Linked DNA regions of Homo sapiens: regions 1, 2, 3, 4 and 6 are each linked to region 5. The links are chromatin contacts, found by Hi-C or POLR2A ChIA-PET in ENCODE. All regions are on one chromosome and are shown on one strand. Each heading gives the region's core, a stretch centred on a gene start or an enhancer-like site at or near the end of the contact. The rest is flanking DNA. Distances are from core to core; before and after follow the strand shown. Region 1 overlaps CDCP1 (CUB domain containing protein 1). Region 2 holds the start of TMEM158 (transmembrane protein 158). Region 3 has its middle 21 kb from the start of CDCP1. Region 4 holds the start of CDCP1 (CUB domain containing protein 1). Region 5 holds the start of LIMD1 (LIM domain containing 1). Region 6 has its middle 68 kb from the start of XCR1.

The links. A loop is a pair of places that touch in the nucleus more often than their neighbours do. ChIA-PET counts read pairs that join two places held with the same protein, here RNA polymerase II (POLR2A). Pooled maps may share reads with other maps.
Region 1: a pooled map shows a loop between it and region 5 (3-fold over the local background). The contact joins the enhancer-like site here to the promoter of LIMD1 in region 5. A Hi-C loop is called at or near these places in 1 of 168 maps with a recorded cell type or tissue (aorta) and 1 of 50 pooled maps. POLR2A ChIA-PET finds 5 or more read pairs at or near these places in 2 of 52 experiments (K562 and WTC11).
Region 2: a map of endothelial cell of umbilical vein shows a loop between it and region 5 (14-fold over the local background). The contact joins the promoter of TMEM158 here to the promoter of LIMD1 in region 5. A Hi-C loop is called at or near these places in 3 of 168 maps with a recorded cell type or tissue (PC-3, endothelial cell of umbilical vein and prostate gland) and 16 of 50 pooled maps. POLR2A ChIA-PET finds 5 or more read pairs at or near these places in 1 of 52 experiments (Panc1).
Region 3: a pooled map shows a loop between it and region 5 (6-fold over the local background). The contact joins the enhancer-like site here to the promoter of LIMD1 in region 5. A Hi-C loop is called at or near these places in 5 of 50 pooled maps. POLR2A ChIA-PET finds 5 or more read pairs at or near these places in 3 of 52 experiments (A549, Panc1 and activated naive CD4-positive, alpha-beta T cell).
Region 4: a pooled map shows a loop between it and region 5 (2.5-fold over the local background). The contact joins the promoter of CDCP1 here to the promoter of LIMD1 in region 5. A Hi-C loop is called at or near these places in 1 of 168 maps with a recorded cell type or tissue (aorta) and 1 of 50 pooled maps. POLR2A ChIA-PET finds 5 or more read pairs at or near these places in 2 of 52 experiments (K562 and WTC11).
Region 6: a loop to region 5 is called in a map with no recorded cell type, with 6 times the contacts of the local background. The contact joins the enhancer-like site here to the promoter of LIMD1 in region 5. A Hi-C loop is called at or near these places in 15 of 37 single-sample maps with no recorded cell type and 4 of 50 pooled maps.

The regions. Positions count from the first base shown.
Region 1 is chr3:45,121,612-45,125,683 of GRCh38, forward strand. The region is part of intron 1 of CDCP1 (CUB domain containing protein 1); the gene reads right to left. Among named protein-coding and RNA genes, the nearest start is that of CDCP1, 23 kb to the right of the region's middle. RefSeq lists enhancers at 2,366-2,867, 2,868-3,367. Within about 2 kb of position 1,585, at least 10 of the 41 ENCODE cell types and tissues checked have a DNase peak (open chromatin) inside an H3K27ac peak, as active enhancers do.
Region 2 is chr3:45,223,908-45,227,692 of GRCh38, forward strand. It overlaps TMEM158 (transmembrane protein 158), which reads right to left and starts at 2,380. Exons shown (of 1, transcript NM_015444.3): 1 at 559-2,380. The coding sequence starts at 2,120. The coding sequence ends at 1,218. RefSeq lists silencers at 2,207-2,276, 2,287-2,626.
Region 3 is chr3:45,165,804-45,169,894 of GRCh38, forward strand. No RefSeq gene overlaps it. Among named protein-coding and RNA genes, the nearest start is that of CDCP1, 21 kb to the left of the region's middle. RefSeq lists enhancers at 410-1,373, 1,374-2,337 and a silencer at 1,898-2,017. Within about 2 kb of position 1,393, at least 24 of the 41 ENCODE cell types and tissues checked have a DNase peak (open chromatin) inside an H3K27ac peak, as active enhancers do; they include Panc1, where a contact is called at or near this core.
Region 4 is chr3:45,144,343-45,148,003 of GRCh38, forward strand. CDCP1 (CUB domain containing protein 1) reads right to left here and starts at 2,036. Exons shown (of 9, transcript NM_022842.5): 1 at 1,864-2,036. The coding sequence starts at 1,945.
Region 5 is chr3:45,592,351-45,596,181 of GRCh38, forward strand. It overlaps LIMD1 (LIM domain containing 1), which reads left to right and starts at 2,401. Exons shown (of 8, transcript NM_014240.3): 1 at 2,401-3,831. The coding sequence starts at 2,530. RefSeq lists silencers at 1,408-1,877, 1,888-2,017 and an enhancer at 2,108-2,277.
Region 6 is chr3:46,093,459-46,097,524 of GRCh38, forward strand. No RefSeq gene overlaps it. Among named protein-coding and RNA genes, the nearest start is that of XCR1, 68 kb to the left of the region's middle. Within about 2 kb of position 2,498, at least 4 of the 41 ENCODE cell types and tissues checked have a DNase peak (open chromatin) inside an H3K27ac peak, as active enhancers do.

The DNA of each region.
Region 1 (4,072 bases), core at 335-2,834, 470 kb before region 5:
CTATGATCATTATTTTAAATCAGTGCTAGACGCTAAGCAGAGCTGCATTGCCTAAGGCTAGAGATGGGGAGAGGGAATGGAGTACCAGGGGGCAAAGCAGACCGTGCAGGGTGAGGGGACTGTTTTGTATCTTGACGATAGCAGTGATTACACCTTGTATACAAATGCCAAAATTCATCAAACTGTACACTTAAAATTGATGATGTTTATTTTATGTAAGCTATACCTTAATAAAAAGAAAAAGTGTTCAAAAGATCATGTTTTCACACAAAGTAGGCATGTAATAAATTAATAAAAGAATAATCATTACCACAGTTAAAATATGGTTTAATAATATTTTGGGGGAAGCCTAGGTATATGTAATATTTTAAATCTCTTTAACTTAGATTCAGAGAAGACCAAAGCTGATCTCACCAAAATCTCTCCACTCAGTTCTTCTCTGTTGTTTGGCCAGGTTAGTACCCAAAATAATTCTGGGTATATGGCAAGGTATTCTTTTATAATGACAGTCAAAGAAAAATGTATAATCTGTATTTTTTTTTTTTTTTTTGAGACGGAATCTCACTCTGTTGCCCAGGCTGGAGTGCGGTGGCGCAACCTCGGCTCACTGCAACCTCCGCCTCCTGGGCTCAAGCTATTCTCCTGCCTCAGCCTCCCGAGTAGCTGGGACTAAAGGCATGTGCCACCACGCTCAGCTAATTTTTGTATTTTTAGTAGAGCTGGGGTTTCACCATGTTGGCCAAGCTGGTCTTGAACTCCTGACCTCAGGTGATCCACCCACCTCAGCCTCCCAAAGTGCTGGGATTACAGGCGTGAGCCATTGTGCCCAGCCAGAAAAATGTATAATCTCTTTTAGAAATTTTTTTTTGAGACAGAGTTTCCCTCTGTTGCCCAGGCCGGAGTGCAATGGCGTGATCTTGGCAACCTCTGCCTTTGGGACTCAAGTGATTCTCGTGCCTCAGTCTCCCGAGTAGCTGGGACTACAGGTGTGCCACCACGCCTGGCTAATTTTTGTATTTTGTAGTAAAGAGGGGGTTTCACCATGTTGGCTGGGCTGGTCTTGAACTCCTGGCCTCAAGTGATTTGCCCACCTCGGCCTCCCAAAGTGCTGGGATTACAGGTGTGAGCCACTGCACCTGGCCTAGAAATTCATTTTTTAAAGAATTTTGGAAATGATGTATTCATTCGACAAACATTTTCTGGGTTCATAATCTATTCTAGGGACACACTTGGTGCAAATGACTTAATGATAAAAACAGCCAGAGTCCCTGCCCTTAGGGAATTAATAGCCTAGACTAAGGGCCTACAAATGGTCTGTGATAAAGTTCTAAGCCCTAGTAGGTATAACAAGGGCTCTGGGAATCTGTACTGGTCTATGCTGAGACGTAGGGATTTTTTTTTTTTTGGTCCATGGTGAGAAGTAGGGATTCGCTTTTACTTTTTTTTCCATATGGAGAGCCCATTGTTCCAACTCTAAGCGTTGAATATACCAGTCCTTCCTTCATGAATTACTAATGCTACTTCTGTTGTTTCTATTTTTTATTTATGGTCTTTCACACAAACTCATTTTGCAATCAAGGAAGATGAAACCTTACGAGGGTTAAATGACTCACTCCTGGTAGATGTTTAACGTCTTAATATGTTTCTTTGCCCTGGCTGAGATGATCAACCCAGCACGTTCTACTGTCCAGCTGTAGTTTGTAACTATTCTTTGGTATACCAGACCAGAGAATTTGGGCTTGAGTAATCCCCCACCTGGTGTCCAGCTCATAGTTCAGAGGAAACAACTAAGCTAAAGACACATGATAGGCAAAGCTGAATTTAGCTACCTTTCCAACAGGAGGAGATGACTTATATTATAGGCTCTTTTCTAGGGTCACAGCCAAGGACACATCACTCACATGGCTGTCATTTTTAATGATCCCCCTCATCCTAACTGATAAATAAGTTAGCTAGAAGGGGTGAACAGGAGCAAGAAGATAATGATTCAACACCTTGTACATACTTGAAATGTGGACTCTCTCCTGACCCCCACCAATTCTGCCACTCTGGAGGCATTTATTTCGCTGCAATAAAAACAGTGGTAAAATCCCCACTGCTTAAGTAGAGTAACTTGTCAGCTCATTTGATCACAAATGCTTGGATCACATCTCTTTCTTTTGCCTCCCCAGGAATTTGGTATTTCATTGGTCTAATATTTCAGAAAATCATTACCCAGGTTCAGAGAAACTTAGAAATGCTCCAGATTCTGGTGTGACTTTGAGGCTTTATGGGCTGAAAGGCATCCAAGCTTTCACTAGAGCAGTGCATGGGCTCCTGGGCTTAGGGCATTTGGAAAAGCTTACAAGGCACAGGCTTGGGCTCCTGAGTCACACACAGCTCTTTTCTTCAGCTCTCCTGCCTCCTGACCTCTCCTTATTAGGACACCTTTGTGAGCATCTGCCTCACCAGCTCCTTCCTGGGCAGGCAGGGTTGGGGGAAGAATTTCCATTTGTTTTAATCATCATTCATGATTCACCATTCATTAATCACCATATCACACATCCCTGTTATTTCTTCTCCCTGCCATCCTATTTCTTTGCAATTCTCGATTCTAGTAAGGGAAACTAATGTAGGGGAGGGAATTCCAGGTGATAAACACCGGAAGTCATTTTTCTCCCAGATCTGTCAAATACAGTTTAAAAGACTGGCAAAATAACTGGCAACCCGTCTAAAATTTGTAGACGAATTGGAACAAGTTGCCTCAATTCTGGGTGTGGTTGCCTGTGGGACTCGGCTCTCATTCACCTTCTCTGTCCAAGGAAGATGGACTGAGCAGCTCCCAGCCAGGGCTGGGCTCAGCCTAGGCACCAGGAGATACATATTAAGATGCATGGTGCCCTGGAGGAGTGCCCAGGATGCCAAGGGAGGCAGACTCAGAAACCAAGAAGTTTGTGGCTGCTCAGTCACGGCTTGCATGTGAGTCAGGTTCCACTTATGGCCAAAATAGCCCTGTCCTCTCTTAGGAAGAGGTCACATTGCAGACCAACATTCCATTCTCAACAAGTCCAGCAGCTGGTGTTTCCTCCATCCATGGAGCAGATCCCTGCTTTTCAGACTGAGCATCAGATAAGTCGTGATATGCTTTTAGGGGCCAGGTTTGCAAAATACGTTTCATTAAATTGTGGATGTGCACACCATGGGAGCCCCAGGATGTCCAGCAGATTGGCAAGTTTATACCCTACCTCATATCCACCCCAAGGGGACACACACACCATTGCAATGATTTCTCCCAACCTTTATTCCCTGCAGGGAGCGAGTGTTGAATTCACACACATTGAATGAACATTTGCCTGTCTGTTCATTAGACCCAAATAGTAATTTTAGGACACCAGGGAACTTCAAGGTACTCTGAAGACATTGAGGGTCTGCTATCAACCATCTGGGGGTGGTGGTCAAGGAGGGCTTCACAGAAGGCGTATGACTTAAGATGGGTCTAAAAGAATGGATATGAGTGTGCCAACCAGGAACTGTGAGATGACTGTCAGGAAGGACAGATGGAAGGAATAGCAGGTGCAAAGATGCCAAGATATGAAAATCATGGCTTCCTTGGAGCCACTCTGGGGAGTTTGATTTGGCCAGAGTTTTGTTTGGGTGGGTAGAGGAGGCTGGAGAAGTGGGAAAGGGCTTGGTTGTTGGCCACGGAGTTTGGGCTTCACCCACTGGGACCAGCACACCTTAGCAGCTTGGTGTGGTGGTGAAGAGTACAGATTCTAGAATCAAACTGTCTAGGGTCAATTCCCGGCACTACCACTCACCCAGATGTGCTTCCTTGGGCAAATTCCTTAGCTTCTTGGTGCCTCACTTTCCTCATCTGCAAACAGGATAATAATGAAATTCCTGTAAGGCCTAAATGAGTTAATACCTACAAAGTGCTTAGAATGGTGCCAGGTAGTCAATCAATATTGGCTGTTAGTATTGTTGATATTATCAATGATAGCATATTACAACTACTACTAGCAGCGATGGGGCACCATTGAAGGGTGCTAAGCAGACAACTATAGCAGCAGTTTGGCTCTGAGTCTAAAGCCTA
Region 2 (3,785 bases), core at 1,130-3,629, 370 kb before region 5:
ACAGCAGACACTGTAACATGGAAACCAAGAGTGAGGAAAATCTTGTGATCATTAACTATTTATCCCCCAAGAGTTTATCTTTTTAAAAAATCTAAATGCCAAAATAATATCTCAGGTTTTAATACCAGCTTTTGGAATGTGCTTATCTGCTAAAGTTCATGCATATGAAAAGAAATCTACATGCCTTTTAAAGTGAGTCATTTTCGTGAAAGCCATCCAGCTCAGAGGAACTATTGATTTTACCATTTTGATGCTTGCCTGGGTGTTTTGCAGAGCTTAGAACAATGAGCAAAAAGTTAAATCATATAAAACTGTGTTTGCCACCGTGACAGGTGGGGGGTGGATGGGAACTGAGGGTCAGTGTGGTGAGATGCAAGACAATCGCCATCAGGGCAAATAATACTGTTTCCATCTATCTCTCACAGCCAGGTAAAGGAGACAGAAGTAGCCCTTCTCTAACTTTTCCGAGATTCCCTTGCTCAGGTTTTAGGGTAACGTCTTGCAATTCTGGGATTCCCTTTCCCAAATCAAATAAAGAAAAAGCTACATACACATCTCTGGAGGAAAATGTCTGTATTAAAAGCCAAAAAACCACATAAGTACAAGAAGAAACGCCCACCAGGCCACGTCACTGGATAGATCAACTTGGAAAAGGTTCATAAAGTTCATTTTCAGCGGTAACAATATATCGGTGTTAAATCCTTCCCATGCCCTCCCCCCAATTTTAAATAAATTAAAAAACCACAAATTTCAAATACAACTATGTTCAGATACAAAGAGCTTCTCTTACTACAGCAATAGCAATTTAATCTTTTTGTTTTGTATTTTTTTTACTAAAACTTTCATTTAAAACAGTTATTAAATATATAAAACAAATACACAGGATTTGGTCATTTTCTGCCATGAATCTAGGGCACGTGGGTGCGGGGAAGGAGTCGGGCAGGGGGATGCAATAGAGGGGAAAGGGCCCCATTTCCCTCCTCTCCGTCTTCGGAGCTGCGATCCCACCCTCAGTCCAAGGGCTTAAACATCTGCTTTTCGGAACTGGAAGCGCAGCACAAACCTTGCTTTTCAAAGGCGCTGGGGTCTCTCGGCGGCCCCATCTCGGGAAGAGGAACTAACGATAACTACAGCACGAAGCACACCGGCCGAGTCTCCGGCGGGAAAGGCACCCGCGCGCGCGGACACAGGACGGACACAGGGAGGAGCGGAGCGGGTCACTTGGTCGCCACCCCCGAAGTGACGGCCGCGGCGGCGGCGGCAGCGGCGGCGGCGGCGGCGGCTGCGGTGGTCCCTGCGGGCACTGCGGCGGGGGTGGCTGCGGTGGTGCTGGCGGTGGTCCGGCGCTGTTCCATGCCGTTGGGCAGGAAGCCGGCGATGATGGGCACCGGCCAGATGAGGGCGGCCACGCTCCACACCACGATGACCAGGGTCATGAAGCAGGCCACCAGCGTGGACTCAATGGGCTTACGGTTCAGCCGCCAGCCCGGCTCGCCCTGCAGCTCCTCCAGGCTGAAGTCTAGGCAGCAGAAATGCAGCGGCTCGCCCTGCAGCCACAGCGGCCCGGGCGGCTCGGCCGCGGGGTAGGCTGGCAGCGCGGTGGGCGCCCCGGCGGTGGCGGCGGCGGCGCTGGGGGCGGCGGCGGGCCGGAGGCGGCCGGTGCGGCGACCGCGCACCCAGCCGCAGCCCACGCAGAGGCGCAGGTCCTGCTGCGCGCCGCCCGCCGCCAGCCCCAGGTGCTCGATGAGCAGCGGCGGCCCGACGCGGTGGAAGGCGGCGGCGAAGAAAGCGCGGCCGTGCGCGTTGGTGGAGAAGAGCAGTAGGTCGCACTGGAAGCCCCGCGGGCGGCCCCAGCGCACGAGCAGCGAGCTCAGCATCTGCCGCTGCACGCTGATGTTGCACGGCGCCGCCGCCGCCGCCGCCTCCTCCGGGCCCGGGCGCTCGGGGGGCCCGGGGGCCGCCGAGGCCAGCAGCCGCGGGGCGATGGGCTCGTCCGCGGAGGACGCGTTGACTGAAGCATTGGAGGGCACCCCGAGGAGGCCGGGCGCGTCCGCGGCCCCGCCGCGGACGGGCGGCAGCGGGCAGGCGGCGGCCAGGAGCGCGGCGAGCAGGGGCAGCATGGCCTGCGGCGGGCGCCTACGCGCGCGAGGCCGGCGGCGGTTGCATGGCGAGCGGGCGACGGGCCGGCGAGCTCACGGTGGGACCGCGGGAGCCGGCGGCCGGGCGCAGTGCGGGCGCGCCGGGCGCCTGCCAAGCCCGCAGGGGCGGCGCGGAGGCGGTGACGGCGGCTGGCTCGGCGCGGGGATCCCTCCAGACCCGGTTGCGTTTGGGGTTCCCCGCCGCCCCCGGCGCCGGGGCCCTTGGGCTGCCGCGCTGCTCTGCGGGGCCGGGTGCTATCCCAGAGCAGGATTCCCCGGCTCGGCTCCGCCTCCCGCGTGCCCCGCCCCGCCCCGCCCTCCGCTCGCCAGGCTCGGGGACTCAGGGGAGGGCGGGGTTCCACGCGCCGGGGCTGGGAGAGGAATCGCCGGGGCGGGGCTGGGTGCGGGGGCGCGGCGGAGAGCGGATCGCCCGGGGTGCGTGCGGGCGGGCGGGGAAGCCTGCGGACGCGCCCGGGCGCCCCCGCGCTCCGGGTGAATCGCGTTCTCAGAGGGAGGCTCCAGGGCCCGGAGACCATCCTTTTGTCAGGCCTGAGGGGAGCTTCGCTGTCTCGCCTTAGTGCTACCGAACCTCCTTTGTTTTACAGAAGGGGAAACTGAGGTCGAGAGAGGGGAAAGGGCCTCGCTAGGCCAACTCATGAGCCAGAAACAAGTCCGCGCCACTAGCTCTTTCTGCCTTTTTACGGTGTCTCTTACCTCAAATCTGTAGAGTTTGGCTGCTTTTTAATGGCTCCAACACAGCAGACTCACTTGGGATTCTCCTCGCAGCAAGCGAGGAAAATTCCAAGAACTCTGTGGAGTTTCGAGTGGAGAGTGACTGGCTGGGGGGAATGTGAGCCCTGAAGCTGTGCCGCCTGGGGGTCCCGAGGACACAGGTCCTGACAGGTCGAGTGAGCGCGTGTTCATGAAACAGTTGTAGGTTAGAACCCACGTCAAAGGGGCAGTTCATCCCCTTTGGGATATTATACGGGAGGAGGGCTACCAAGAATAACGTGTCAAGAGATCAGATTTATCACATTTATATTGAAAAGCACTTTCTTAGTAGTTCGGCCCCTCACACTTGGAAACAAACTTCAACGACCCTTCATCATTCCCATCGTTCTTTAGGGGACATTTATGTTGAATTATTATCTATTTTATTTTAGTTGGAAGCCCTTGTACTCCATGAGCACCAAGTATTCCTGATTCGGAGAGGGGAGGGGTGGAGGGAGCAGAGAAAGGCCTCAACAAAACCGCCTTCCTTCTAAACCAGCTAATCCTGAGAGGTCTGCCAAGAGTCCAGCTACATTGCTAGGCATCCTGGCTGATTACTTTTCTGGAAGCTTTTGTCCATTGTTTTCTAACAATGAGTAAAATGGGACTGAGAAAGTTGCAAAAACGCCTCAAAATAAAGCTCCCCAACTTATTCCACCTCTTGCCATCTAAGCAAGCCATTATTCTGACTTAGCCTTGGTTTCCCCATCTGAGTTGGGGGGTGGGTGGTACCTCCTCACAGGGCTGCTGTGATAATACTCCCAACCCAGTGTCTATCTGTCCCCAGATGTTCCCACATGGTGGTTGCTGTGATGTGGTTACTAACAGTGCTGCCCAAGTTGGCTGCCTAGAGTGGTCCTTGGTTTCTACAGAAAT
Region 3 (4,091 bases), core at 143-2,642, 430 kb before region 5:
GAAGATGGGAAGGAGGAAGCAAGGAAGGGAGTGCCCTGCAGGCAGCCCAGCCTTTTGAGTGGGCAATAATATGGCTTGGAATTGTTTCCCCACCAAAATCTCATGTCAAATTGTAATTCCCAGTGTTGGAGGAGGGGCCTGGTGGGAGGTGATTGGATCACTGGGGCGGTTTCTAATGGTTTAGCACCATCCCCCTAGCGCTGCCTTGTGCTAGCGTTATCTGGGGATCTGGTTGTTTAAAAGTGTGTAGCACTTTCTTTTTTTCTCTTTCTCCTGCCAGCCATGTAAAATGTGCTTGCTTCCCCTTCACCTTCCACCATGATTGTAAGTTTCCTGAGGCCTCCCCACAAGAAGAAGCCTGTACAGCCTGCAGAACCATGAGCTAATTAAACCTCTTTTCTTTATAAATTACCCAGTCTCAGGTATGTCTTTATAGCAGTATGAGAACAGACTAATACAGGGAACTAGTGTCAAGTTGCTGGCAGAAGATTCTGAAGCGGTAGAGTTGAAGCCTCAGGAGCCTGGCTGGCCTTCAGGGTCCCTGCTTCCTCCTGTCATGTGTGTCATCCTTGGGCAGTGCTTTCTGTCCACTCCATGTTCTCCTCGTGGTTCTTACCTCCTCTCCTTGTTATCCAGGACATCTGCTTTATATGCATTTTCTCCATGTGTTCTGTCCAGTTTAATGGCTCTGTAGTAAAAAGATTAATCCTGACATAAGTAAGAGACATCTGGAAACAACTGACCCTGTTAATTCTTCTCTTCTCTCCTAGGGCCTCAGGGTTCTCAGTGGCTCTGCTCCAAGGCCTCACTGGGGAGCGGGAGAGGCCCATTTCAGTGGGTGAGCAGATGGGGGCTCCTGGGCTGAGGCCTTCCCAGAGGCTGGGCGGTGGCCAGCCATGATCATGGGCCAAGGTCACTTGTTACTGTACTGGAAGAACAGGGCTAGGACTGGAGGTCAGGCCAACCCAGGGTCTCAAGACCCATTCCAGGCAGGACCAGTCCCCAGCAAAAGGCTGCCAGGCTGCAGCAGCCCTTGATTTTCTGAGCTGCTCAGGGTAAGGACATCCTGAGAAGGAGGCTGCCTTTAGAGAATAGGACCATTAAAAGCTCATCCTAAATGAAGCACCACCAAAACTCCTCAAGATTGTCATGGTTGTTCAAAAGATGGCCAAAGTTTCTTTCTTTTTCTCACTCTGTTCCCTCTCTAGCTGCACCCCTTGTCTCCCTTCTCTCCCTCTCCTTCCTTCTCTCTCCTAATTGCATTTCTCAGTGTGCCTGCATCTGACTGCCTGTCTGCCATTGGAATGGGCACAGGTGTTGGGGGAGGATGTCTCCACCACAGGTCAGCCTGGGTACCAAGGAAGTGTTTGGGGAACTGGCTTCACTCCTTCCACCCAAGCCTATGTCACTTTTCAACCGACCAATGCAGTGAACAGAACTCTGAGTCACGCAGGAAATACAGTAATTTTCTGAGGAACAATAAGCATCCATTCTGCAGTTGCCAGTGGTGACTATATAGCCCTTCACTGCCATTGAGCTCTTTATTTTGGGGGGACCGGGGGTGGTATGTGCATATCTGGCTCTCTATTTTATTTTTATACAAACGATAGCATATACTGTTTGTCTTGCCCTCAGGTTTGGTTTCTGTTGCCGCTGTTGTTTTCTTTTCCAACATCATAAGCCTCTTCCTTATCTTTCCATGTCTGCACACAGGAAGCGGCATCACTTGTTTTTCATGTCCTGCGCATCGAGGCACACTTTCTGCTCCTCTTTGTGCCGCCAGCCGGCCCAGGCCCACAGATGGTAGGACTTGTGCCCCAGGCTGCTGTGTGAGTCAGAGTCAGGCAGGAAGCAAATGGCAACTTCACCGCGGTGACTGAGGAATGCTTAACGAAGGCGCCGCCCTTGACAACGGTGTGGGTTGGTAAAAGGAAACAGCCGGGAGCCCTGCAGCGCCGGTGCCGCCACCGTTTAGTCTGACTGTGCATTTGACTAAGTCACAAGAGGCCAGGCCTGTGACTTGTCCGAGGGAAAAACCACCAGAAAACCAGGTGTCTGGGCTCCCAATCAGTAATCTTCATTGGGTTTGCTTTGATTGTAAACGAACAAAAAAAAAGCTTAGTTATTTAAATTCCATTCATGAATCTAGGAAGGAGCTTAGAAATTAGCCTTTTCCACAATCAAGACCAATTAGTCAACTCTTCTATTGTAAGTTTTCATCATTTTTCTGTTTACCCAACTTACAAACTGCTTTTTAAGTCAGAACTTGAAGATTTATTCCTGGCAAATGTTTTTAAGAGCAAAAATTTGGAATCAGTGTAAGTGTCCCCAAATAGGATAATGGGAAAGTAAATGAGGATACATCTACTCAGTGGAAAATATCTTAAACTGTTTGAAGTTTGCAATAAAGTGGAAAATGCTTAGCTGTTATGTTCAAGAAAAATTATGAAGTCTAATTTATTTAGAGTGCCATGATAATTATGCTAATTCATATAGGCACTGAAACAAAAAAAAAAACCCTAAAACTTACATGAAGAAAAATAGACTGGAGAGGAAGACACCAACATGTTACTGATAATGATTATCATTTTATGGGTGAAATGAGATTGATTTTTATTCACTTCTCTCAACGTTTCCAAATTTTCTCCAGTGGTCATCTAATACTTCCAGAACAACAACAGCATTAACTACAAGATCACAGTTCAAAGAAACAAGTCGCTGAGATAATTTGACAAGTGGTCTATATCCAGAGCCATTAATATACCCACAACTTCTGACCCAGTCATTTCTCTTAGGAATCTGTCCTGAGGAAGTAGTTCAGCTTTCAGAAAAAGCCCTAGGCAGGGAGATGTTTACTGCAGGGAAAAACTGGAAACCACGTAGATGCCAAACACTGTAAAAATAGTTAAAGAAAACGAGGTTCAGCCACTTGACACCACTACGTATTCATTAGGAAAGAAAATGATGACAAAAAGCATGCACTGTGACACCAAAGACAAAACTCAGCATTCACAATTGAATGTGCAGTATGATAAGAGGGTTTGTTTATTTTTATTTATTTTTATTTTTTATTTTTTTGAGATGGAGCCTTGCTCTGTCACCCAAGCTGGAGTGCAGTGGCGCCATGTAGGCTCACTGCAACCTCTGCCTCCTGGGTTCAAGTAATTCTCCTGTCTCAGCCTCCCGAGTAGCTGGGATTAGAGGGGTAAGCCACCATGTCTGGTTTTTGTATTTTTAGTAGAGATGGGGTTTTGCCATGTTGGCCAGGCTGGTCTCGAACTCCTGACCTCAGGTGATCTGCCTGCCTCGGCCTCCCAAAGTGCTGGGATTACAGGTGTGAGCCACCGTGCCCGGCTATAACAGGATTTTAAAAACGCTATAGGTGTTGAAAAAAAAATCCTCAAAGAAGACGAGATGAATGGTTATTGATGGCGGGGCAGGGTGATGAGATTGTGTGTAGTTTCTTTTCTTGATTCAGCATTTTCTGTAATGGACTTGTCTTGCATTTATAACTGTAAAACGTAATGAGTAATGGAACAATTACTTGGTTCCAAAGCACAGAGTCCAACAGGGAAGGCTGGTGGAGAGCAAGCCCCTTTGTCAGCAGTGGAACAAGAGGGAAGGAGCCATCGAGGAGGGACTGATGAGATCTGACTAACTCCAGCACTAACGAAGCAGTGAGTGGGTGAAAAGAAATTGCGGGGCCTTGCAGGGGTCTAGGTGGGGAATGGAAAGATAAGGAATGCAAAATACACAGTTCTGTGGAAATCACTCAACAGTCAACAGACCACCTCTGGTGGACGAACATCAAATTCTGTCAAATCCCTCCTACCCTAAAGGTCAGGGAGAGGAGAGCTGAGGGCAGCCTCTAGGTGACCTGAAGAGGGGACATGCCCAGTAGGACATAGGAAGCCTGAGTGCAGGGGTCAGTACTGCCAATCTTTAACAGAGGATGCAGGGATTGACCAGAGCGCCCTGAGGCCACAGTGTCCAGCTCACAGTGTCTGTGATTTGCATTGCCCTTTTCTCTTGAAATTGTCTTCCTCATCCTCCACAGTGTGGTCAAAACGGCTTCCCCTCTGAGGCCTTCC
Region 4 (3,661 bases), core at 786-3,285, 450 kb before region 5:
CTTAGATCCTCAAGACTACAGGCAACTACTCCAACCACAAAAGCTCTCAGTTCAGCCTGATGTACCCTCAAAGGGCCAGTTCCTGAGACCATAGGGAGGAACTTAAGAAAGCGAAAGGGAAAGTTCCTAGGTTTCTACGTATTTATGTATTGAACCATGAGACAGGGCTCAGCCAGTCAAGGACTTCCTGGAAGGGACTCCATTGGAGTTACTGGACCAAAATGGCAGCCTTCCCAGATCACAGGGAGAAATGAGACCAGGAACAGAGGCTCTCATTATTAGCAATGCCTTGATTAACACCCTGTTCTGACTGGAAGAGTTCCCCACTGTTGTCACAGAAAGCCAAAAACATCTCAGATAATTCCCAGAGTTTCAATACTGTTCCAAGACTGGTAGGCACGCATTTTTCTCAGCACACATATACACATATTTTCACTTCCTTTTTATTCTTAAACTAATTCTTTTTCTTCAAAGGGAATCTTGGAAATTCAGTCCTAAGAAATTATAGTAAATATTCATCAGCCAGGCACAGTGGCTCACATCTGTAATCCCAGCACTTTGGGAGGCCCAGGTGGGAGGATCACTTGAGCTCAGGAGCTCGAGACCAGCCTGGGCAACACAGTGAAACCCTGTCTCTACTTTAATATATATAATTTATATATATATTTATAAATCCATGCCATGGTTTAAATGAAGTTTTAAATTTTCTATCTACTATGCAGCAATATGTCACCTGATGTTGGAGAATGAACCAGGAAGTATTCCTGGAGCTTATATTGATATTTTAGAAGCTCCTGTCTTGTATTTGTAAAGACGGCAGTCACCGGGACGCCCAAATTCAACCTCACTTGCGTCCTTTTATTCCTTTATCTAATTTACACCTGCCAAACACAAATCCACCCTAGATGCAGCAAGGGGAATCAAACCCACATGGCTTCCTGGAGAGCTCTATTTAAAAAACACAAAACCTGTACTAATCTCGCGAAACCTGTACTAGCCTCACATCAAGTTCTTACATGAAGAAACCAGGTTATTTACTACGTTCTAATACATCCAGGGCCCACAGGGCATTTCCTGGCTGGCACAGGTCACTGGGACGTGTTGGTCCCTTCCCCCAACCGAAACAACTCGAAATTCACACATATCCCCGGAACAACAGCCTCCTGCCCTCAAAGTCCACTGCCAAAAAGTGCGAGGGGCGCGGGAATGTCCAGTCTCTGCGGTGGCGCAGATGCCTGGCGGCTTTCTCTGGGACCCCCTAAAAGAAATCCGGGCGCTTTCATTTTTGCACCAACGCTCTTCAACTTTAGGAGAGGGGGAATGCAGCGTGCGGACGGGAAAAAGGGGATCTAGTGGGAAATGCGGACGTGAAAGCACTTTTTTTGCACCTTCTCTCTGGACCAGGCGAGGAGGTAGAGGGCGAGCCTGGAGAGGAAAGATCTCTTCCCACACCCTGCCTGGGTGCTTTCAAGAATCCCGGCAAAGACCCTGGGGCGCACGGCGCGCCACCTTGGACATGTCGCCTGGGATCGGCTACCGGGAGCTCCTTTTCCCGCCTTCTCGGCCAGCACCGGGCTCATCCTCCCGGACCGGGAGGCTCCCCGATCGGGGACACTCTCACGTGCCGAGGGCAAGGTTGACTCCAGGAGGGCAAGGCCCACGCGCCCGACGCGGCGCGCGCAGGAACCGAACAGTCCGGGGGTCCCGGAGCCACCCGCGCATTTTGACTACGCCGTCCCCGCCCTCTCTCCGCACCCTCCGCACCCTCCGCACCCTGCGTCCCTCGGCCGCATCTCCGCCGGGCGTCCGCTGGCTGGCTAGCTCACCACTCCACGCCATCCGCCTCCAAAGCCCGGCACTCACCTGCCCCGCGCGGCAGGCGCGCCGCACCCAGCAGCAGAACCCCTAGCAGTGCGATAGAGACCCCGCAGTTCAGGCCGGCCATGACTCCGGGACGCCTCGGCCTCGGTGGGGAAAACGACGGTGGGGAGCGGCGGCCCCAGGCGCCCAAGCCCGGCGCAGCTGCGCTCCGCCCTGGCTCACTCACCTGCGCGCGGGCGGACCGGCCCGAGCCCCGCCCTGCGCAGCAGGATCGCGAGCTGACCCGGTGCGTCCCTCCTCTCTCTCCTCCTCCTCTTCCTGCCTCAGCGACCGCCTCTCCCTCCCAGGGTGCAGGGCTCCCGGCACCGGGTTGCTGGGTCCCTACTACTCCCCATTGCGGCGTTGGAGCGGACTTGTCCCCACCTTTCCGGGCTTAGTCTTCCTTCCCAAGTCTGAGAATGATGAGGTCTTTTTCTCCAGAGTCGCGAAGGTCGCCCATAGAGGAAGCCAGTCTACCTTCCCTTTTCTGTCGAGGAGACAAAGGCCATTATGCGCCTCGTTTTGGAGAAGAATCCTATTTGTGGGCCACCCAAGCCCTGGATCCTCTGCTACTTGACTTGGGCCAGAGGTCTGTTGGACTTTAAAGCCGGTGGTGGTACAGCTAGTATTTGCAGGACGGTGAGCCTGCAGCCTACTCCACACACATCACCTGCAGTATTTCCAGACACGCAACGTGTCCAAGGTCCCCAGGGTAGCTAGTAAATTAGAGGCAGATGCACCACTTCGTTGAATTGTGAGTAGAGTAGTATGCATCCCTTCACTGAGCTGTGGATGGAGTAGTATGTGCCCTTCTCGAGTTGTATTATAAATGGAGTAGTGTGTGCAGTGTGAGCGTGAAGCATTCAGGTCAAACGTTGGGCTGGAAAATGAATGAAAAATGAATGGCGCTGGACTCCTTTTCCAAATCCTCCCAGCCGCAGGTGTGCCACCTGCCTGTCTTCAGAGGCCCTGTGGGTTCTCCTTCCACCCTGCCGGCCATACACCAAGTCCAGGCCACAGGCAGAGATTGCGGATGGTTCAGGAGTTCTTAGCTAGCAGACCTGGGTTCTGCCAGAATGACTCCCTGGGACTACTTGTGTTCATGGATAGCCAGAAGCTGGGCCAGAGTCACCCGGAGCAACCTGGGAGGCTTGGGACAGGAACCAAAGCATGTGCGACAGCATCAGTTTACAGTCCAGTCCCAACTTCTGCTTAATTCTTGCGGGCACTGAGCCTCTCCAGGCTGCCCCAATCCTCCTTGTGGACAGGGGTGGGAAATCATCTCCTAGGAGCGTCACCCCTTCCTTCTCGATGTCCTTAATCATGAGAATAGAGCTAGCTCTGCCCTCTGGGAGCCCACAGTCCATCGAGGGAGGCAGAACTTGGAACATGACCCTGCCCACACCCCCACCTCTGGGAGGGCCTGTATCGTGAGCTAAACGGGACCTTAGATGTAATCTTCTAGTCCACTTCTGTCCTTGTGCAGAAAAATGGGAAAACTGAGAACTAGAGGGAAGGGAGAGGATGAGAAACGAAGAGAGGCTCTTGGTTCTCCCCACTGAATCGAGGACAAATTCATCAAGAGAAAGAAATCTTGACAAAAATCTAAACAATCTTTAAAAATATTTATGCTGACCAGGAGGGTGAAAGGAGATTTGTCTTTTCTCCTGATTCTAAGCAGGCATATATATCCCAGCATCTTTTCCTAACATCCATGACACCATTGTTTCCCACATACAGTAATACCCACAACAGTACTAGAATGGCAGTGTATTGAATGCAAAATATCAGAAATATTGCT
Region 5 (3,831 bases), core at 1,151-3,650:
CCATACTTTGGGTTTACGGCAGCGGTCCTCAATCTTTTTGGCACCAGTTTCACAGAAGCCAATTTTTTCACAGACGGGATGAAACTGTTCCACCTCAGATCATCGGGCATTAGATTCTCATAAGGAGCGTGCAACCTACATTCCTCATGAGGGTAGTTCATAATAAGGTTTGTGCACCCCTCTGAGAATCTAATGCCACTGCTGATCTGACAGGATGTGAAGCTCAGGCGGTAATGCCAGTAATGGGGAGTGGCTGTAAATACAGATGAAGTTTCGCTGGCTTGCCTCCTCTCACCTCCTGCTGTGCCACTCAGTTCCTAACAGGCCACAGACCAGTACTGGTCAGTAGCCCAGGGGTTGGGGACCCCTGGTTTACAGAATATAAAGCACATTCATATATATTATCTTATTTGTTCTCTGTCACAACTCTGGCAGATAGGGGTTCACTAATTCACTTATTCGACCATTAGGTACTACTATTAATATATACCAGGCACTTGGCATACAGATATGGTCAAATGGAGTGGGAAACCTACCACCCAACCAAACAAAAAAAAACGCATGTTAACCAACAAATAAATAATTATAAATAGTTATCAGAACTGAGCAGGAAGTAAAGAGGGTGCTGAAAAAGAACAACAGGAACCACTCTGAGGAGGCCTCTAAGAGGAGGTGACTTCAGCAGGGATGGGAAAGATGAGCCACTCAGTTTAGGGGCAAGCTCTGGGCAGACACCAGGAAGCTCCTGCAGCTAGAGTGCAGGGAGGGAGGGAAGATCCCTAGATCTGGCCCAGAAGGCTGCGGCAAGGGGCCGATTTCAATTTAATTCTGGGGTAAGCACTGAGGATTTAGGTAGAGAAGTGTCTGTTCTAGTATTTGCCTTAGGATCACGATGGCTGTAGTGTGGGAAATGAAACCTCTCCAGGATCGCCTGGGAACTGGTATAGGGAGTCCCGGGCCATGCGGGGGCGCCAAGGAGTCAGGCCTGGTGTCCCTGCAGCCGCGCGGATCCACTTGCAGATGGGTCCCTCTACGAATAACGAGCCTACTAGGGCACGTGCTTTTACTGCTGCACTGAGGACGTGAAATGCGCGCAGGCACAACGAGACTTTCTTCTTTTTCGCTCTTTCAGAGGGCCCGGGCTCCCATCTACGCTTTGCTGGTTACGTTGGCATGTTGGGCATTTCCCCCTCTCTGCCTCAGTCTCCCGACCTGTCAAAGAGGACGGTGGGCCAGCCATGGGTGACACGCCCGTGCGCCTCTCCAATAGTGCACCTCGGGCAAGCCGGGCGGCGGGCACAGCCTGGACGGTGCCGGCCTCGAGAGGCACAAAGGGCTGGCTTTCCACCGGGGAAACTGAGGCAGTGGAGCGAGGAGCGGCGTCCTCGAAAGTCCTCGCAAACTCCCAGCGCCTGTGTTGGGCCCATGCAGGCTACCCAGGCCGCCCGTCTCCGAGCGGAGGACCCCGCCCAGCGCTGCCAGGGGCGGGGCCGGGCTGAGGACCCGAGGCTGGAAGGGAGGTCGGAGCACCCAATTCGGTCCAGGACTCGCAGGGGGCGGCAGTGGCGGCGGCGAAGTCCCGTGCAGTCCCAGTGCTAGAGCGTGGGACGGACTTGTGGGGCACCCCTCGGTGTTCTCCAGCCAGGCCTGGGGGCAGGAGGCCCAGCCACGCTGCCGGGTGCAGGCCTGCCCCTGGGCGCCCGCCCGCGCGCCGTCCCCGCCCCTCGGCCGCCCCCTCCGCCCCGGCGCGGGCTCGGGACGTGCAGAGCCGGCGAGCGAGCAGCAGGGACTGCGCCTGGCGCACTCACTTCCGCGTCCCGCCGCCCTCCGGCCCGCGCGCGCCGATCCGCCGCCGCCATCGGACAATGGGCCGCCAGCCCCAGCTGCCGTGAACTTCCTGCCGCTGCTCGGCCGCCCGTGCGTCCCGGACGGCGTTCCTGCCAGGCGCCGGCCGGGATCGCAGCTCCGGGGAAGCAGCGGAGGACCCAGCGCCTGGAACGTACCTGCGCCTCAGCCGCCGCGCGTTTGCTCCGGCCCGACTCGCGGCCTCGGCGCCCTCCCGGCCGATTCAGCTTCACCCGGCCCAGTCGGCTGCTGCCTTGCTGTGAGTTTCCGTGTTTGGTTGCCTAAGGAGGATGTGATTTTACTTTTTTGCTGTTTTCTTTTTCCTTTTATAATTTGAAGAGGAGAAAAGAACTCCGCTGAGCAGGCCCGGGACGGCGAAGTGCCACCAGCTACCCCAACAAGGACGTCTCCAGGGGAAAGGGAGTTGGAAGCAAACTTGGTCCAGCTGGCGTTGAGGTCTCAACTTCGGCTGGACTCTTAAATCCTGGGGTCATGCCCTTCACGCTAGGCAGGTGGAAGTCTTTACTTGTACTGGGCCGGACTTGAGCCCCGACCCTTCGCCAGCATCTCCCCGCTGCCCTCAACACACACACACACACACACACACACACACACACACACACACACACACACACACACACACACACACGGCACCTGGGCTAGGCCCGGACACCTGTCTGCAGCATGGATAAGTATGACGACCTGGGCCTGGAGGCCAGTAAATTCATCGAGGACCTGAACATGTATGAGGCCTCTAAGGATGGGCTCTTCCGAGTGGACAAGGGTGCAGGCAACAACCCCGAGTTTGAGGAAACTCGCAGGGTGTTCGCCACCAAGATGGCCAAAATCCACCTCCAGCAGCAGCAGCAGCAGCTCCTGCAGGAGGAGACTCTGCCCAGGGGGAGTAGAGGCCCTGTCAATGGAGGGGGCCGCCTGGGCCCACAGGCCCGTTGGGAAGTTGTGGGCAGCAAGCTGACTGTGGATGGTGCTGCCAAGCCTCCTCTTGCTGCCTCGACAGGGGCACCTGGGGCAGTCACCACCCTCGCTGCTGGGCAGCCCCCGTACCCACCGCAGGAGCAGAGATCCAGGCCATACCTGCATGGCACGAGGCATGGCAGCCAGGACTGTGGTTCCAGGGAGAGCCTGGCGACTTCTGAGATGTCTGCTTTCCACCAGCCAGGCCCCTGTGAGGATCCTTCCTGCCTCACTCATGGAGACTATTATGACAACCTCTCCTTGGCAAGCCCAAAGTGGGGTGACAAACCAGGAGTGTCCCCCAGCATCGGCCTGAGTGTAGGGAGTGGGTGGCCTAGCTCCCCGGGGAGTGACCCACCACTGCCCAAACCCTGCGGGGACCATCCCCTAAATCACCGACAGCTCTCCCTGAGCTCCAGCAGGTCTTCTGAGGGTAGCCTCGGTGGTCAGAATAGTGGCATTGGTGGCCGCAGCAGCGAGAAGCCAACAGGCCTTTGGTCCACTGCCTCCTCCCAGCGGGTGAGCCCTGGCCTGCCTTCCCCAAACTTGGAGAACGGAGCACCAGCTGTGGGGCCTGTTCAGCCCAGGACCCCTTCTGTGTCAGCACCCTTGGCCCTGAGCTGCCCCAGGCAAGGAGGTCTTCCAAGATCAAACTCGGGGCTGGGGGGTGAGGTTTCAGGTGTGATGTCCAAACCCAATGTGGACCCCCAACCCTGGTTCCAGGATGGGCCCAAATCTTACCTTTCCAGTTCTGCCCCGTCATCCTCGCCAGCTGGTCTGGACGGTTCACAGCAGGGTGCGGTCCCTGGGCTGGGGCCGAAGCCTGGCTGCACAGACCTTGGCACTGGTCCCAAGCTCAGCCCCACCAGTCTTGTCCATCCAGTGATGTCCACCCTGCCTGAGTTATCTTGTAAAGAGGGTCCCCTGGGCTGGTCTTCTGATGGTAGCCTGGGATCTGTGCTCCTGGACAGCCCCAGCTCCCCTAGGGTAAGGCTGCCCTGCCAGCCCCTC
Region 6 (4,066 bases), core at 1,248-3,747, 500 kb after region 5:
TGACAGCCAAAACCATACTCATGGTCCTTCCTGCTGGATTCTGGATGGCTCACCTCCATGGAGGTCCTCTCATTGCTCTGGTTCCAATCTTGTGCTCCAGTTCTGGCTGCTAGGCCTTTGCCTCACTTCCTGGGTCTTCTCTCTCTTCCTCATGGAAATCTGCTCATTCCCTAGTCTCTCTAGAATGGGCCCTGCCTTAGACCCAAAACCCTTTCCCCACCTATTTGGGGGCTGGCTTCCTGACTTAGTGGTTGTGACCCTGAGACATGACGGATGATAGATCTTTCTGATGAAAACTGTCTTCCCCAACCCACACACACACTGAGCTTACAAGGGCACCTTCTACTTCCCAATTTGATCTTGTACAATTGGGAGGTTCTTTTTGGTTAATAAAAGCAGCCACCATTGTAGTAGGTGTTTAGGGCCAGCTCCTCCTCACAGCCTCACTGCAGGTTACCATAAAAGCAAGTCTCAGACTGAATTCTTCCCCCCAAAACAGACATTTATTAGCAAGCAGGCTCACATCAGTCACCTCCTGAGTGTGATAAAGTCCAGCATCTCTGTTCTTTAGGAGGTTCCAACGAGATCTTGCATGAAAGAGAGGTTCAGTTAAGGCAAATATCACAACAGTCTAGTAGTAGGATTGGTGAACCATCTAGTCAGACTGAGGTTGGCCCGCATTCTCCTGAACCAGAAGCTGACACAAATGTCGTGGGTGACATTCCTAAGTAGGGAGGAAGAAAGGCCCATTAGATTCGAATGGCCTGTTCATGTAAGTTTGTGGAGTTTCTTGCTGTGGAGTTTCATGCTTCACTGATGAAAACTCATGTCCATGTTCATTATATTAATGAACAAAACTGCTGGCACTAATCAGAGAAGAAGACAGCTGAAGCACTTGTGGGTGTCCGTCTGGGGTATGGCCTTCCGATTACACTCTAATTACCACCCTGGAGTTGTCTTGATTAGGGCAACTGGCTTCCTCTGGAGTGAAGATTTAAAAGGCTACACCCACACTTAGATTACATTTTCAGTGCCAATATATTTTTAAGTAAATTGCAGATATCATAGTACCAGGGTACTTCAGCCCCTATATTAACAGTAATGAACACATTTCTTTGGTTTACAACATGTTATTTCATGATTTCAGCTCCTTGCAAAGTAAGTCCCCTAAAGTATTTCTAAGCAGCCCCAGGCATCTTACAGAGACTGGCCAATAGTTCCATTTAGCACAGCCCTTGCTTCATCCCTTAACCACTTCCAGCTCCCTTTGCAATGGGCATTCATTGCTTGGCTTGCCTACAACAGCCTTCCCATTCTGGGGGAAAGCTGCTTTTTCACCAATCCAACCATCCCTGTGGTGTGAGGATGAACACACGATCTGCCTGGGCCAATCACAGTGGCCTCATCCCTTTGGCCAAAGCAATTGGCCAGGAATGGGCAAGTGGGCCCACAAAGCCAATCACGAGCCTTCTCTGGGATTTTTTTCCACCTGGAGCTGGTGAGGATGCTGATTCTCCTCCCTGCCATTGTTGGTTCAGAGCTGCCTGCAGGCATGGCTTTGACTTTGTGGGGACAGCTGGACTGAGAGAATGAGTCCAATATGCAGAGAGAATCAGAGACATAGGTTGTTATGGACTGAATGTTTGTGTCCCTCACCCCAAATTCATATGTTCAAGTCCTAACCTCCTATGTGATAGTATTTGGAAGGTGGGGACTTTGGGAGGTAATTGGGTTTAGATGAAGTCATGATGGGATTAGTGCCCTTAAAAGAAGAGGAAGAGGACACACTGAAACTCTCTCTTCAAGTGTGCACACACAAAGAATTGTCATAGGAACACATACTGAGATGCTGGCCATCTGCAAGCCAGGAAGGGGGACATCACTAGAACCAAATCCGTCTCCACCTTGATCTTGGACTTCCCAGCCTCCAGAGCTGTGAAATAGATGCCTATTGTTTAAGCCACCCTGTCTATAGTAACTTGTCATAGCAACCCAAGCTGACGAAGATGTAGGTGAAGAAAGAGGAAGTCCTGGCAATATTCAAATCTTCGAATCCAGTTGTCCTTGGGTTTAGCTGCACCTCTGTACTCTGTGTGATTTGGTTACACAGCCCACAGATTCCCTTTTTTGCTAAAGCTGGTTTGAGTTGAGTTTCTTTCTTTCTTTCTTTTTTTTTTTCTGAGACGGAGTCTCGCTCTGATGCCCAGGCTGGAGTGCAGTGGGGCTCACTGCAAGCCCTGCCTCCCTGGTTCACACTATTCTCCTGCCTCAGCCTCTGGAGTAGCTGGGACTACAGGCTCCTGCCACCACGCCTGGCTAATTTTTTGTATTTTTAGTAGAGACAGGGTTTCACCGTGTTAGCCGGGATGGTCTCCATCTCCTGACCTCGTGATCCAACCACCTCAGCCTCCCGAAGTGCTGGGATTACAGGCTTGAGCCACCGCGCCCAGCCTGAGTTGAGTTTCTGATGAATCCGTTCACTGTCAACAGTCAGTAGTTGCTTTACAGGAGCTTTCACTCCTTATTGAAGCCCTATGCCTGCTATCAAGGACCACAATCACCCACCCTGTCCTTCTGATGCTGCCCAACATGTCTGAATCCTGACCTGAGGATCATCTAGGCCAAAATGGAGACCCTAAGTGTTCCAGTGCAGTCTGCTTGTGGCCAGCTTACCTGGCAGATGTCCACTCACAGGGTTAGGAGAAGGTCCACAGTTCTGGACTTGCCGACAACTGGTTAATGCATACCACAGATCAGTTAAGGCCTATTAAGTGATTTTGGCTTTCTATTCTCAACACTGTCCCTGGTTTGGACTACAGATTATATTGCCAGCCAAGGTATCACAATGACCATATGCTTCAGGAATCATTTTTGCCTTCTGGGAAGAACTTTCCCGGGACCTGAAGCTGATCTCGTCCACTCAGTGTGGCCAGGTCCTGGGTCCTAGGTCCCCAGTTTCTCCCCATTCTTAGGCCGCCCACCATGTACCCTGTAACTGAACTGTGATCTCTGAGTGGCTTCAGGGCAGGTTGTGGGTCTGGCTGCTCTGTGCCCATTGGAGCATCCCTGCCTCACAGCTCATCTGCTGATGTATGATGCAGCTGACTCATCCCAAACTTGTGGCCTTGGCAAGTAGGACCCTCTCAATCCCTATCCGCACTTTCCACACAGAGGAAGCCAGACAGCATTGTGTATTGATGGTTTGTTTCCATCTCACTAATCAAGAGGCTGAAAGCAACAAACTCTTTTTTTTCCTCTATCTCAACTTTTATTTTAGGTTCTGAGGGTACACATGCAGATTTGTTAGATGGGTAAATTGAATGTTGCTGAGGTTTGGTGTACCAATGGTCCCATCACCAGCGATGGATATAGTCTGGAGGGCCAGACTCCAGGTTTCTTGTGGCTGAGGAATACACTCCTGTCTTGCTGAAGCCCTCCCTATGGAGTGAGCTCTGTGGACCAGCAGCTTGGGCATCGCACAGGAGCCCATTAGACATGCTGAACGTCAGGGCCAGCCCCAGGGCTTCTGAATCACGGTCTGCATTTTAACAAGATCCCCGGGTGATTTCTGTGTACAGGATGGTTTGAGAGGCACTGGTTTAAGCCACTATTTTTTTTTCCTGTTATTTGCAGCTGAACCCAATTCTTTCTTTCTTTCTTCTTCTTTTTTTCTATAGGGCTTTTAAAAAATGTTTCCTCACTGTTTTGACAATATCATGAAAAAAATTCAGTTTAGAATCTGGAACTGACCTGGATGAGATTCAGGGGCAGCTACATGGCAAGGGCGGCACAACCTCTTTGATTCCCTCCCCACGGTGGGAGCTAAGCTACTGGTAATGGAGGCGCCGACAGGCACCAAACCAGGAACTAAGTTAGTGTCTCAGGCAAGAAAGGGGAGGCGAGGCCGGAGCCACTGCGGGGACCCTCCTGGTTATAGTTAGTTGTCTCTCTCCCTCCCCACACTGGCGACATGAAGACAGGCAGGTGGGTCAGGTGTTCCAGGACAGAAAAATAACCAGCAGTCAGCCCTCAGGCTCACACCTGAGCTTCTGGTCAATCCCCTCGG